Regions from separate parts of the Homo sapiens genome. Here region 2 is linked to region 1. Evidence: chromatin loops called from intact Hi-C (ENCODE). Cell type or tissue: OCI-LY7. All regions are shown on one strand. Each heading gives the region's core, and the rest is flanking DNA. Links, peaks and the distances in the headings are about the cores only. Region 1 has its middle 9.4 kb from the start of MMAA. Region 2 overlaps LOC105377460 (a long non-coding RNA gene).

Region 1 (2,927 bases), core at 109-2,608:
TCCTCACAGTTCTTGTCTTCTCACCAGAATTGCCCAGTGCTCCATTCACAGCAGTCGAGGCTTTTCTATTTGCTCCTCCAAATTCTTCCAGCCTCTATTTGTTACCCAGTTCCAAAGCCACATCTACATTTTCAGGTATTTGTTGTAGCAACAGCCCCACTCCTCAACACCAATTTTATGTCTTAGTCTGTTTTGTGCTTCTATAACAGAATGCCACAGACTAGGTAATTTATAAAGAAGAGAAATTATTCCTTACAGTTCTGGAGGCTGGGAAGTCCAGAATCAAGGGTCCCACACCTGGTGAGGCCTTCTTGCTCCATCATTCCATGGTGGAAGGCTTGGAGGGCAAGAGAGGGAAAGAGTAGGCAAGGGAAAAGAGTAGGGAAGGGGGCTGAACTTATCCTTTTATCAGGAACTCCACTCCCATGACAATTATGCACTCCTGCAATAATGGCTCCATTCATCCCTTAATGAGAGTAGAGCCCTCAGGACCCAGTCACCTCTCAAAAGTTTCACTTCTCAACACCATTGCATTGGAAATGAAGCCTCCAACACATTAACTTTGGGGAACACATTCAAATCACAGCAACCCTGCATGCTTTCTTCTACTCTCACTATTATCGTGATAAAATAATTTATTTTTTAATAGAAAGATTTCCAACATACAGATCTGTCCCACATGTATCTCTTTCAAGGATTTATAAAATTAAACATTTCTCTTTCAATAGATCATTGAGAGGATTGGGGACTATAAATCACTTTTAATTTTAAAAAGTATTTTTGACCCTTAAAAAGGTTTTAAGTTACTCATCTTCACAATTGTTTATTTTGACTGTCGATTATGCTTAATATAATGAGATTAATTTTCAAATTTCACTTGGTAAATAGAGTTCATAGACCTTTCTTTCCAGAAGTTGCCTTTTTAAAAAAATGACTTTTATTTAAATGTTTTTTCAACCTTTATCTTTTACAGTTTTTAACTTCATGTTACTTCTAATAATTCTGAAAACAATTATTCCATTTTGGTATAATTTTCTAAACTCACAGGGGAAGTCTGATTTTCTTTTCTTGGTATGAACATAAAGGGAAAATCAAATGTGATGGCATGGTAACAACTAATCGCAGCTGATATTATTAAACTATTTTATGGCTATTGTCAACATCCCTGTGAGATAGATGCTACTGTTATCCCATTTTACATACAGGGAAACTGAGACTCAGGGAGATTAACCAATGTGCCCAAATGTTACATGATAGTATAAAAGTCTGGCTTTGAGCTCATGTAATTGACTTCAGTGTCCACATACTTAATCATTGGTGCTTACTTTTCTGTGAATTTACTAAAGTAACAGGATTATTTCAGATTCCCTAACTTATTATGATAGTTCCAATTTCAGTGTTATCTATACATAAGATGTGATGAAATGGCACCATGTTGGCAAATGTTTCGATGTAGCGCACAATTTCACCACATGATGGTGCCAGTGAAGTGAGAAGTCATCTGCTGCTAGTATTTGACATTAGGCTCAGACCTAAATATGTCAACAGAATGTAGTAAAAGATGTTTAAAAATTTTTTTAAAGAGCAATCATAAATAATTATAGACTAGAGTGTCTTTTGAAAACATAAGGAATGAAAACATCACAAATACAAAAAGGGTAAGAGTAATTGACTCATAAAACTTAAAAATAAAAAAGATGAGCTTTTGTATTCATAAGGAAGTATGTAGGACAGATGTCAGAGACTTTCCACAGGAAGGAAAACACCAAAGGAAATGAATTAAATGAGGGCAGGTGACTTAAAAAAAATGAGACCAGCTGTATAGTGATGTAGCTCCAGGGTCAAATGGTTCCAGTAAGATTCCACAATCAGTGCAAACGAGTTAGCAAAAGCCAATGACTAAAAGATTTTTAAAAACCTTTAATAGACATTACTACTTCCTTTTCTAATCTAAAATAAGTATTATTTTTCCCTGCATTATCAAAGATGGAAACAACAATAGAAGGAAGAAGCATTGCTTTTCAGAAATTATTGAAACAAATCCTTACATGTCATTATTACAGTGATTCTCCAAGTTTGGTCCCTGGACCAGCAGCATTGACATCACCTGAAATGTTAGAAATACAAATTATTTGGCCACGCTCAGACTTTTACTGAACCTGAAACTTGGGGAATGAGGCCTTTCAGGGCTTTTGGATGCACCCAAAAGTTAGGGATCCACTGTGTTACTTATGGCCCACGCCTGTAATCCCAGCACTTTGGGAGGCTGAGGCAGGCAGATCACGTGAAGTCAGGAGTTCGAGACCAACCTGGCCAACATGGTGAAACACTGTCTCTACCAAAAATACAAAAATTAGCGAGGCATGCTGGTGGGCACCTGTAATCGCAGCTACTTGGAAGGCTGAGGCAGAAGAATCACATTAACCTGGGAGGCGGAGGTTGCAGTGAGCTGAGATCGCGCCACTGCACTCCAGCCTGAGCAAGACTCTATCTCAAAACAAAACAAAAAAAAGGATAGAAAGAAAACAAATTCACCAAAGCATAATTAATAATACAAAGATATTGGAAATGCCAGTTTAATATTAAAGAAATATTAAGTAAATAATAGTATATTGTCAAGGCATTTAAACATGATTCTGTTAAATAATTTTTAATAATGGAAAATGCCTATTATATAATAGCAGAAGAGTCTCAATTATGTAAAACAATTCTAGAAGAAATATTAGAAGGAAAGAAGCAAAACTAGTTATTAATGGTTGCCTTGGAGTGATGTGATTAAATATACCATTTTCCTCCTGCCTGATTATATTGCAGATGCTGTTTTCAAATTTTATATGAGAAACTATTTTACTCCTATAAATAAGTCTTATAATGATTAAGGATGTTGGGGGGGGGGGTACTTTCCAAAGTCCTACTCAGAGGTTACA
Region 2 (2,927 bases), core at 218-2,717, 1.4 Mb after region 1:
TGTTTTAAGTATGGCAATGTGCTGTTTTAAACAAAGTAGTGAAAATATATCACTGACTGTGTCTAGTTGTTTTCACTTCTTTCAAGGTTTAGATTTCCTTTGCCTGCCTGTCTGATTTAACTGGAAAAAAAAAAAAAACCCTTATGGAAAGTGGGAACCTTGCATACTTCAAAGTTAACCAAGATCAAAGTCAAATGAAGTCCACTGAATAAAGAACAAGCCTAAATGCAAAATGTGTCACGTTGATATTGGCTTGAGTCTTTTAGGTTATGGCTTGTACCAAAGCCTTAACTTTGGATTTGTCAGGTATCTAAGCACTGTGAGGTCTTATGGGAAAAAAAATGGTTTACTTAGTTTCTGCAGGAGACCATTTAAACACAAACTTATCTACATAACCAGGGAAATAATGTAGCTATTGGTAAATGAAACCTTGAAAATGTGAAAGGCTTCTTGCCTGTTGCATCTTTGTTAGCTGCATTTAACTCCTGACAAATATTCATCTTCTACAGGCTACATCTTGTCTAATTACAGAATTAGAAAGTTTTAATATGAATTATGCCTCCCTAAAATGTGAGCATGCTAAAAAAACTGAAATTAGCTATTATATCTTTCTATCTCTGCTAGAAGCATCTCTTAAATTGAGACAGTTTCATTGAGTCTTTTCAGGATTCCAATCTTGTTTGTTTTTGAATCTCCACAAATTTAGGGTCTGGGGATTTAGGCTAATGTTGAGTTCAATAAAAAAAAATGGAGAATTATTAACATGCAAAAGGTAGTGTGGTCTGTTATTTAAAAGATGCAATGGGTGTTCTTGAATGTTCTGCTTCATTGGAGCCCTCCTACACCAGACATGTTACCAGTAAAGGCACAATGTTTTTTCCTTGAAATGGTCCATGCTGTTTCACTTGAAACGGTGTGTGCTGCTGCTGGGTGTTCTGTGGTTCTGTCTCAACAACATTACTCAGAACTCACATTCAGCAGGTATCAACCAATAGGCCCTTTGGTATCAGAGAAGGAAATAAATCACATTCTCTAGAAACACCCATCTGTTTTGAATAGTCCCATAGATAGATGGCTGTCTGTTTCCTGGAATATTTAATATTAGAAAAAACTAGTCCAAACAGTTTACTCTCCTTAAGACTAAGCAGCAAAAGGTCTTCCAGTAAATGCACTGCATAATGGGAGAGGCCAGAGACATCCGCCTGTGACTCAAAAACGGAAAGAAAAAAATACTGATAATTTCTGTGACTTTGGTGACCTCTAGCGATCAAATCTTAGAACAAATCTACCAAGTTTCTTTTCTAAAATAGAGGGCTCTACAGAGTTAGATATTACATATTCGTTTTCTAATTTTTCTACTCATTATTTATTTATTGGTTATTATTTTTAATTGCCACATAATAAGTGTACATATTTGTGGAGTGCAATGTGATATTTTCATACATGTGTACAATGTGTAATGATCAAATCAGGGTAATGAGCAAGACAGTCACCTCAAACATTTATCATTTCTTTGTGTTGAGAATACTCAAAATCCTCTCTTCTAGCTATTTGAAAATATACAATAAATTGTTGTTAACTCTGGTCCACACTACAGTGCTATAGACCATTAGAACACATTCCTCCTATCTAGCTATAATTTTGTATCCCTTAACCAATCTCCCCTAGCCCCTCTTCCCCCTACTCTTCCCAGACTTTGTAACCACGGTTCTACTCTCTACTTACATGATATCAACTTTTTTAGCTTCCACATATGATTGAGCTCATGTGGTATTTGTCTTTCCGTGCCTGGCTTATTTCATTTAACGTAACGTCCTTCAGGCTCATCCGTGTTGCCACGAAGGACCAAATTTCATTCTTTTAATGGTTGAACAGTATTCCACTCTTTATACACCACATTCTCTTCATTTATTCATTTGTTGATGGACACTTATTTAGGTTGATTCCATATGTTGGCTATTGCGAATAGTGCTGGAATAAACAGAAGAGTGCAGGTATTGGCCGGGCCTGGTGGCTCACTCCTGTAATCCCGGCACTTTGGAAGGCCGAGGCTGGCTGATGACCTGCGGTTAGGAGTTCAAGACCAGCCTGGCCAATGTGGTGAAACCCCGTCTCTACTATAAATACAAAAAATAGCCAGGCATGGTCATGGGCACCTGTAATCCCAGTGACTTGGGAGGCTGAGGCAGGAGAATATCTCGAACCCGGGAGGCGGAGATTGCAGTGAGCCAAGATCACCTCGCTGCACTCCAGCCTGGGCGACAAGAGCAAGACTCCATCTCAAAACAAAAAAAGAGTGTAGGTATCTCTTTGACATACTGATTTTTGAATATACACTCAGCAGTTAGTGAATCATATGGTGTTCTATTTGTAGTTTTTAGAGGAACCTCCATACTACTTTCCATAGTGGCTGTACTATTTTACATCCCACCAACAGTGCATAGGAGTTCCCCTTTTTCCAAATCCTCACCAGCATTTCTTCTTATTATTATTATTTTGGCTTTTTGATAATGTCCATTCCAACTGGGGTGAGATGATATCTCCCTATGGTTTAGATTTGCATTTCATCGGTGATTAGTCGTGATGAGCATTTTTCCAGATCCACAAAGATACCAATGCATCGTGGTCCCCAGGTACAACCTCACTCTGAGATTCTGATTTTAGGGCTCTTTCTCTTTGATCATGAGTGCCTTCTACCGTATTTGTATTGGTTAGGGTTATATGGTTGAAAGCAAAATAATGCTGTCTAATGGAAGACAAAGTATAAACAAACAAACAAAAAGAATTGCTCAGGAGATCCAGGAAAATGGTACTGAAGAGTCATTCTCTCCAGGGTGTGTTTAGGAAAAACCAGCTTAAACCAGGTTCTGTGTTCGAATTCCTCCACTCAAGACACCATATATGTAGGTATCTCCTTCAACCCTGCT

What was found. Hi-C counts contacts between places; a loop is a spot of excess contacts. Peaks named below come from ENCODE experiments on the same cell type or tissue, not always from the same donor. Only the 100,000 strongest peaks of a DNase experiment are listed, where the experiment ranks them.
Region 2: it touches region 1 in a loop (4-fold over the local background); 27 of 110 quality-filtered maps call a loop at or near these places.

Annotation. Positions count from the first base shown.
Region 1 is chr4:145,608,549-145,611,475 of GRCh38, reverse strand. No RefSeq gene overlaps it. Among named protein-coding and RNA genes, the nearest start is that of MMAA, 9.4 kb to the left of the region's middle. In OCI-LY7, for the core only: CTCF peaks have their summits at 1,263 and 1,466 (motif pointing right); DNase peaks (open chromatin) are centred at 1,475 and 1,775; H3K27ac peaks cover 652 bases.
Region 2 is chr4:144,172,896-144,175,822 of GRCh38, reverse strand. The region is part of intron 9 of LOC105377460 (a long non-coding RNA gene); the gene reads right to left. Among named protein-coding and RNA genes, the nearest start is that of GYPA, 34 kb to the right of the region's middle. In OCI-LY7, for the core only: CTCF peaks have their summits at 1,079 and 1,288 (motif pointing left); a DNase peak (open chromatin) is centred at 1,222.